2 separate regions of the Homo sapiens genome follow, and region 1 is linked to region 2. A link is an interaction called in ENCODE POLR2A ChIA-PET data of the cell type or tissue named here. Cell type or tissue: K562. All regions are shown on one strand. Each heading gives the region's core, and the rest is flanking DNA. Links, peaks and the distances in the headings are about the cores only. Region 1 has its middle 4.3 kb from the start of OSM. Region 2 holds the start of SEC14L4 (SEC14 like lipid binding 4).

Evidence for each region. ChIA-PET counts read pairs that join two places held together with the same protein. Peaks named below come from ENCODE experiments on the same cell type or tissue, not always from the same donor. Only the 100,000 strongest peaks of a DNase experiment are listed, where the experiment ranks them.
Region 1: POLR2A ChIA-PET joins it to region 2 with 5 read pairs; 3 of 35 experiments call an interaction of 5 or more read pairs at or near these places.

The regions. Positions count from the first base shown.
Region 1 is chr22:30,268,985-30,273,370 of GRCh38, reverse strand. No RefSeq gene overlaps it. Among named protein-coding and RNA genes, the nearest start is that of OSM, 4.3 kb to the right of the region's middle. In K562, for the core only: no CTCF peak of the experiment used is centred there; a DNase peak (open chromatin) is centred at 2,406.
Region 2 is chr22:30,504,011-30,508,396 of GRCh38, reverse strand. It overlaps SEC14L4 (SEC14 like lipid binding 4), which reads left to right and starts at 2,702. Exons shown (of 12, transcript NM_174977.4): 1 at 2,702-2,839. The coding sequence starts at 2,786. RefSeq lists a silencer at 2,641-2,935. In K562, for the core only: no CTCF peak of the experiment used is centred there; a DNase peak (open chromatin) is centred at 1,786.

The DNA.
Region 1 (4,386 bases), core at 211-4,210, 240 kb after region 2:
CGGCTGGCGGGTAAGTGTGACCGAGCACCTGCTCCAATGTGCCAGGCGCTCACGTACTCACCTCACTGCATTTTGCTGACTGTCCTACAAGGTGCATTTGCTACTGCATTTTAAAACATTCAGATACAACTCACCTACCAGCAATTGTATCATTTTAAAGTGTATGATTTGGGGGTTTTGGGTATATTCACATGGTTGTGCAACCATCGCCACTATGTAATTCCAGAATATCTTCATCACCTCCAAAGAAACCTCGTGCCCATTAGCAGTCTCTCCCCAGCCCTGGATGCCCCAGCCCCCAGCAGCCACTGGTGTATTCTCTGTGTCTCTCCATGTGCCTATTCCCGACATTTCCCATAGCAGAATCATACAACATGTGGCCTTTTGTGTCTGGCTTCTTTCATGCAGCATCATGGTTTCAAGGTTCATGCATGTTGTGGCACATGGCAATGCTTCCTTCCGTTTTGTGACTTAATATTCCTTTGTATGGATAGAACACATTTTGTTTATCCATTTTCTATTGACAGACATTTGGGTTGCTTCCACTTTTTGGCTATGCCGAATAATTGCTCCTATGAACATTTGCAAGTTTTTGTGTGGATGTACGTTTCCTTCCTTCCTCCCTCTCTCCCACTCTCTCTTTCTCTCTTTCTTATTTTTTTTGGCGTTTCGCTCTTGTTGCCAGGCTAGAGAGCAAAGGCGCGATCTCAGCTCACTGCAGCTTCCACCTCCCAGATTCAAGTGATTCTCCTGCCTCAGTCTCCTGAGTAGCTAGGATTACAGGCGTGCGCCACCATGCCCAGCTAATTTTTGTATCTTTAGTAGAGATGGAGTTTCACCATGTTGGCCAGGCTGGTCTTGAACTCCCGACCTCAGGTGATCCACCTGCCTTGGCTTCCCAAAGTGCTGGGATTAAAGGTGTGAACCACCGTGCTCAGCCTCTTTTTTTTTTTTGTCCAGAGACAGAGTCTCACTCTGTCACTCAGGCTGGAGTGCAGTGGTATGAATATGGCTCACTGCAGCCTTGACCTCGCAGGCTCAAGTGATCTTTCGGTCTCAGCTTCCTGAGTAGCTGGGACCACACAGGTGCAAGCCACCATGCTCAGCTAATTTTTAAATGTTTTGTAGAGATGGGGTCTCACTTTTTTGGCCAGGCTGGTCTTGAACTCCTGGGCTCAAGTGATCCTCCCATCTTGGCCTCCCAAAGTGCTGGGATTACAGGTCTGACCACTGCACCTGGCCTATGTTTTCAATTCTCTTGGGTGTATATCTAGGAGTGGAATTGTTGGTTATATGATATCTCTATTTATTTTTTTTTTTTTTGAGACAGTGTCTCACTCTGTCACCCAGACTGGAGGGTAGTGGCACAATCTTGGCTCACTGCAACCTCCGCCTCCCAGGTTCAAGCAATTCTCCTGCCTCAGTCTCCCGAGTAGCTGGGACTACCGGCGAGTGCTACCATGCCTGCGTAATTTTTTGTACTTTTAGTAGAGTTGGAGTTTCACTACGTTGGCCAGGCTGGTCTCAAACTCCTGGCCTCAAGTGATCTGCCGGCCTCAGCCTCCCAAAGTGCTGGGATTACAGGCGTGAGCCACTGCCTCTGGCCTCTGTGTTTAACCATTTGCGGAACTGCCAAACTGTTTTCCAATTTGGTGGCACCATTCATTGTAGATTCCCACCAGCAATGCCCCAGGGTTCTCATCTCTCCATCTCCTCGTTAGCACTTGTAATTGTCTACCTTTGATTATAGCCACCCTAGTGAATGTGGAATGGCTTCTCATGGTGGTTTTGATTTGCATTTCCCTGGTGTTTAGCATCTTTTCACGTGCTTCTTGGCCATTTGTATATCTTCTTTTTTTTGGAGAAATGTCTATTAAAATCCTTTGCCCATTTTTAAATTGGATTGCTTGTCTTTTTCATTGTTGTTCAGTTGTCATTGCAGTTTAAAAAGAGGAAACTGAGGCTCAGAAGGGGGACATGACTGGTCCAGGGACACTGGGCTCACAGGCAGATTGAGATGGAACTTGGGTTGGTCTCCACCTCCCACCCAGCAGATTGGGGGCCACCTTCTCTCCCCCCACCAGAGCACCTCTCCCCAGCCTCCAGTTTCGACCTGGCCCTGCCAGGCCATCTCAGGTCCTATCCTTGCATTTAAAGGCGTAGGGCCCCACAGCAGAGGGTAAGCCGGAAAGCGAGGAAGCAGCAGTTCTGAGGAACCAAGCTGGTCCTCTCTTCCTCTCCAAATCACGCGGGCCTGGCTGACGTGGCCCGGGAAGAGGGGACAGCCCGGGTCCTGTGGTCGGGGAGCCTATTTATACTGGCTGGGCCATGTTGCAAGCTTTTCCTGCTGGTGAGAGGGACGTCACTGATTGCTGACCTCACCAGAAACGCTGACGCATCTTTCCTCACGCTTGGCTGGGATGGTCAGCGGCCAGGCCTCCTCACCTCCGAGCCACTCCCTGTCCTCCTGTGTATCACTTCACTCTGGATGCTCCGACAGTGGCCCCAGCCCCTGTGCCCTCCAGCTATGCCTTCCTCTTGCAGGCTGCATGGACTGAATGGTGTCTTCCCTGAACTCATGTGTTGAAGTCCTAACCATCGTGTGTCAGAACGTGACTGTATTTGGAAGTTGAGCCTTTAAAGAAGTAATTAAGGGCCGGGTGCGGTAGCTCACGCCTGTAATCCCAGCACTTTGGGAGGCCATGGCAGGCAGATCACTTGAGGCCAGGAGTTCGAGACCAGCCTGGCCTACATGGTGAAACCCCGTCTCTACTAAAAAAATACAAAAATTAGCCAGGCATGGTGGTGGGCACTTGTAGTCCCAGCTACTCGGGAGGCTGAGGCAGAGAATTGCTTGAACCTGGGAGGCAGAGGTTGCAGTGAGCCAAGCTGGCGCCACTGCACTCCAGCGTGGGTGACAGAGTGAGATTCCATCTCAAAAAAAAAAAAAAAAGAAAAGAAAAAAAAAAAGAAGTAATTAAGGTAAAATTGGCCAGGTGTGGTAGCACATACCTGTAATCCCAGCTACTCTGGAGGCTGAGGCAGGAGGCTCGCTTAAGGCCGGGAGTTCAAGGCTGCAGTGAGCTATGAAAGCACCACTGTACACTTAAGCCTGGGCAACACAGCAAGACTTTGTCTCGAAAAAGAAAAAAAAAAGGAATAATTAAGGTAAAATGTGAGTGGGCCCTAATCCAATGTGAATGGTGTCCTCATAAGAAGAGATAAGGCCAAGCGCGGTGGCTCGCTCCTGTAATCCCAGCACTTTGGGAGGCTGAGGCAGGTGGATCACCTGAGGTTAGGAGTTCGAGATCAGCCTGGACAACATGGCGAAACCCTGTCTCTACTAAAAATACAAAAATTAGCCTGGCGTGGTGGCACACGCCTGTAATCCCAGCTACTCAGGAGGCTAAGGCAGGAGAAGCGCTTGAACCCAGGTGGCAGAGGTTGTAGTGAGCTGAGATCGTGCCACTGCACTCCAGCCTGGGTGACGGAGCTAGACTCTGTCTCAAAAAAAAAAAAAAATCGATTAGGCCACGGACAAGCAGAAGGAACATGATGTGGAGATACGGGGAGAGACAGTCATCTACAAGTCAAGGAGAGAGGCCTTGGGAACCAGCCCTTGATTTCAGACTTCAGCCTCTAGAACTGTGAGAAAATAAATCTCTGTTACGTAAGCCCCCCAGTCTGTGGTACTTTGTTATGGGAGTCCTAGCAATGTAATCTACCTGCTCTCCTTACCTTCAGTGACTCTGAGCCCTGGGCCCTGTGCCTGACACCCTCATTAACTATGTGCAAAGAGTATGGTCTTTGGGCCTCGTTTGAATGCCTTCTTTTCTTGGTGGGTTTTTTGTTTTTTGTTTTTTTTAAACAGGGCCTTGCTCTGTCACCCAGGCTGGAGTCCTGTGGCATGATAATGGCTCACTGCAGCCTCAACCTTCGGGGCTCGAGCGATCCTCCTGCCTCAACCTCCCTAGTAGCTGGGACTTCAGGTATGCACTACGATGTCTGGATAATTTATTTTTACATTTTCTGTAAAGACACAGTCTCGAAGTCCTGGGCTCAAATGACCCTCCTGCCTCGGCCTCCCAAAGTGCTGGGATTACAGGCGTGAGCCACCATGCCTGGCCAAATGCCCCTCTCCTCTTAACTATTCATAGGTGACCTCAGACAAAGCAACCTCCTCTCTCTGCCATGAGGAGACAGCACGGCCTCCCTGGACCACAGGATAGATAGAATAAGATAAAGGCATGTGGCTGTTTCTCACCAAGCGTGGTGGTCGGTCAGCCACAGCTGAAAATGGCCTAGACCCCTCTGCTCAGATCTGGCGCTCCTTCCTTGAGCCAGCCCCTAAACTTCCCAGAGCTTCGAGCTCCTCACTGAAGTGAG
Region 2 (4,386 bases), core at 95-4,094:
AGAGGTTGTGTGTGTATGGGGACAGCAGATATGTGGGAACTCTGTACTTTCTGCCCAGTTTTGATGTGAACTTAAAACTGTCCTAAAAAATAACAATTTAGCTGGGCACTGTGGCTCATGCCTATAATCCCAGGACTTTGGGAGGCTGAGGCGGGAGGATCGCTTGAGCTCGGGAGTTTGAGACCAGCCTAGGCAGCATGGCAAAACCATGTTTTGTATTTTTCTTCAAAAAAATACAAAAATTAGCCGGATGTGGAGATGCACATCTGCAGTCCCTGCTACTGGGGAGGCTGAGGTGGGAGCACTGCTTGAGCTTCAGGGGTGGGGGGCGGTGGAGCTTGCAGTGAGCGGAGATTTTGCCACTGCACTCCAGCCTGGGTGACACATTGAGACCCTGTCTTAAAAAAAGAAAAAAAATTATCATTATAAATAATTCAAAATTATTAAAACATCAAAAGAAACAGGTGAAAGTAATATTAATAACATATTTTATTGTCCTATTATATTCAAAAATATCACTTAATATATAATCATTTATATAAAATTAATTAATGAGGCTAGGAGCAGTGGCACACGCTTGTAATACCAGCAATTTGGGAGGCTGAAGCAGATGGATGGCTTGAGCTCAGGAGTTTGAGACCAGCCTGGCTAACATAGCAAAACCCTGTGTCTATAAAAAAATAAAAATAAAAATAAAAATAAATTAGCCGGGTGTGGTGGGGTGAGAATGTAGTCCCAGCTACTCAGGAGGCTGAGGTGGGAGGATCACTTGAGCCCGTGAGGTCAAGGCTGCAGTGAGCCATGATTGCACCACTGCACTCCAACCTGGGTGACAGAGTGAGATGCTGTCTCAGTACATAAATAAATAAAATTAGTTAATGAAACATTTTACTTTTTCTGGTACTAAGCCATCAAAACTTGGTTTGTATTTTACAATTACAGCATGTCTCTATGCTTGTTATGACAAGCCACGTTGTCTGGGCTCAAAAGCCTCTGTGGCTCACGGCCACTGGGTTAGTCCTTTCGGGACTAGAGCTTGGTTTGATTCCATGGGAGGACAGAGGGAACAGGGTCTTGTGGCCTGTTTTACTCTCTCCTTCATCTTCACGTCCCCTCTACTCCTCTCTTGAAAATTCACACCCAGCCAACTTCTGTTTTCTTTTTTTGAGACAGAATCTGGCTCTGTCGCCCAGGCTGGAATGCAGTGGTGCCATCTTGGCTCATTGCACCCTCAACCTCCCAGGTTCAAGCAATTCTTGTGCCTCAGCCTCCTGAGTAGCTGGAACTACAGGCGTGGACGACCACACCCAGCTAATTTTTGTATTTTTAGTAGAGACAGGGTTTCACCATGTTGGCCAGGATGGTCTCAAACTCCTGACCTCAAGTGATCCGCCTGCCTTGGCCTCCCAAAGTGCCAGGTGCCAGGATTGCAAGCATGAGCCACCGCGCCTGGCTGAACTTTTTTCTTGCTTTTCCTAGTGATCTCCGCCTGGCTCTCTTGTGTCAGCCAGAGTGGCCTTTTGGCTCTCCGCCCACTCTGTCACTCTGCCCAGGGCTTCCATTGGTCCACGGCTGGCACCTTGCATGCCTCCACCTTCAGACTGTGGCTCTCACCCAGGAGCTCCGCACTTGGGACACCCTAGGATCTCCACCCCTGCAGCTCCCAGCTCTGGTGACAGCCTCAGTAATAACACAATTCTGAAATATATTCCTACCAGCCAGCACTTACTGAGCAGGCAACGCCAGACATTCTGCTGACCCAGGGTGCGTCCTCTTATCCTTCCAACCATCTTGAGGGCAGGAACCATTTTGCACATGAGGCTGTCCTATCAGTCAGTGAGCACTGACAGGTCCCAGGCTGTGTTCAAGGTCAGGGGAAGGAGCTTGGGGGTCATTAGACAAAAGCCCTGGGGGTCCTAGAGGGTTGAGCCAGGTTTATTAAAAATTCCTCCATGTTGGCCAGGTATGGTGGTTCACATCCCTAATCCCAGCACTTTGGGTGGCGGAGGTTGGAGGATTGCTTGAGGCCAGGAGGTCCAGACCAGCCTGGTCAGCATAGCAAAACCCGGTCTCTATTTTATTCAAAATAAGAAAAAGAAAAAAAAAATTTTTTTTTTTTTTGAGACGGAGTCTCACTCTGTCACCCAGGCTGGAGTGCAGTGGCGCGATCTCGGCTCACTGCAAGCTCCGCTTCCCGGGTTCACGCCATTCTCCTGCCTCAGCCTCCCGAGTAGCTGGGACTACAGGCGCCCGCCACCACGCCCAGCTAATTTTTTGTATTTTCAGTAGAGACGGGTTTTCACCATGTTAGCCAGGATGGTCTCGATCTCCTCCTGACCTCGTGATCCGCCCGCCTCGGCCTCCCAAAGTGCTGGGATTACAGGCGTGAGCCACCGCGCCTGGCCCAAAAAAAAAAAAACATTTAAAAAAAAATTTCCTCCATTTTGCTGGAAAGAGGATCTCAGTGTATTCCCTTTCCTGCCACCTGCGAACAGGCGGGAGCCCCCGCAGTAAGGAGGCCTGGAGGTGGCTGCCTCCAGCTGCCCCAGGCCACTCTCCCGGCAGGTCACCTCCCTGTCCCAAGTAGGGTGCGCTTGGTGACCGCAGCAAAAAATCCTGGAGAGGAGGAGAGAACTGGGCGGGGCGGGGCAGGCCCAGTGCCTCTCCCGTCGGGGCGGGACCAACATCTGGCCCAGGAGGCACAACCAGGCGGCAGCGGATACAAGGCCAGGCGGCGGCGGGCGGGCGGACCTGCGCCCTGAGCCTTTCTGCGCCCGCGGGCACCATGAGCAGCCGAGTCGGGGACCTGAGCCCCCAGCAGCAGGAAGCGCTGGCCAGGGTGAGGAGCATCGCGGGCTGGGAGGCTTGAGGAGGGGCCCTGAGCAGCCTGGCACTGCCCAACCCGGCTGGAGCCCCCATGGTACAGACTGGAACACCGAGCCTGGAGAGAGCGCCTCTGTTCTGCCCTCTGGTCCAGCGTGCGGTTGTTGAGGCGGCTACGTGCAGCACGCGGGACAGGGGCCCATCTCTGCGTGACCAGGAGCCGAATCCAGTCTTCTGACCTTGCGTGCTCTCCACCACCCGGCCCTGGTCCTTGTTCCCCGGTTGTGGGGGAGGGAGTGGCGCTGCCATCCGGCTGCGGGGGCAGCCTTGGGTAGACAGACTGCTTTTCATGTCCAGGTTGCAACATTTGTTTGTTTGGCTTCTCTTTGTGATTTGTTCTTAGGGCCCAAGCTTCTCTGTAATCTTTTTTTTTTTTTTTTTTGAGATGGAGTCTTGCTCTGTCGTCCAGGCTGGAGTGTAATGGCGCAATCTCGGTTCACTGCAACCTCCACCTCCTGAGTTCAAGCGATTCTCCTGCCTCAGCCTCCCAAGTAGCTGGGGCTACAGGTGCCCGCCACCACACCCGACTAATTTTTGTATTTTTAGTAGAGACGGGGTTTCACCATATTGGCCAGGCAGGTCTCTTGGACAGGCTGGTCTCGAACTCCTGACCTTGTGATCCATCCGCCTTGGCCTCCCAAAGTGCTGGGATTACAGGTGTGAGCCACTGCGCCCGGCCTCATATTTCTAATCCCAAATTTGGATTCACAGATTCACCTTCAAACCCAGCCTTTGCCTTCAGCTCTGTTGGTCCCCAGGGAAGTGAGATCTCCTCTCTCTCAGACGCAACAGATGCCCTGATAAGGCATTCCTGGCTTCTCTTTCAGCCCCTGTCTGTTGACCTCTGCCTCTGTTTTTTTTCCACAAAGCCTCCATTGTCCGGGGCATCAGGCAGTCCACGCTGGCTGAGTGCTCACATATATCTGACACCTGCTCGGAGCCAAGCCTGCTAAGTGTTTTACGTGCACAGACTCCTTTGATTGGTACAAGTTTATTTTTATCCCCATTTCAGAGATAAGGAAACTGAGGCTTAGAGAGGTTTGGTAACTTGCCTCTAAATCTAAACCCTCAAGATGCAGTATCAGGGACAACATTCCTAAAACCGCCTAGCTGGCCTGCATCAGACTCTCCCAGGGATCCTTGTAGAAATAAGGCTGTCAGTCGGGCATGGTGGCTCACGCCTGTGATCCCAGCACTTTGGGATACTAAGGCGGGTGGATTGTTTGAGCCAAGGAGTTTGAGACCAGCCTGGGCAACATAGCAAGATCCCATCTCTACAAAAAGTACAAAAATTAGCTGGGCATCTTGTGTGCCTGTGGTCCCAGCTACTTGGGAGTCTGAGCTGGGAGGATCTATTGAACCCGGGAGGCACGGGTTGCAGTGAGCCAAGATCACGCAACTACGCTCCAGCTTGGGCGATAGAGTGAGATCCTGTTTCAATAATAATAATAATAATAATAATAATATAAAAATAATAATAAAATAAAAATTAAAAATAAGGAT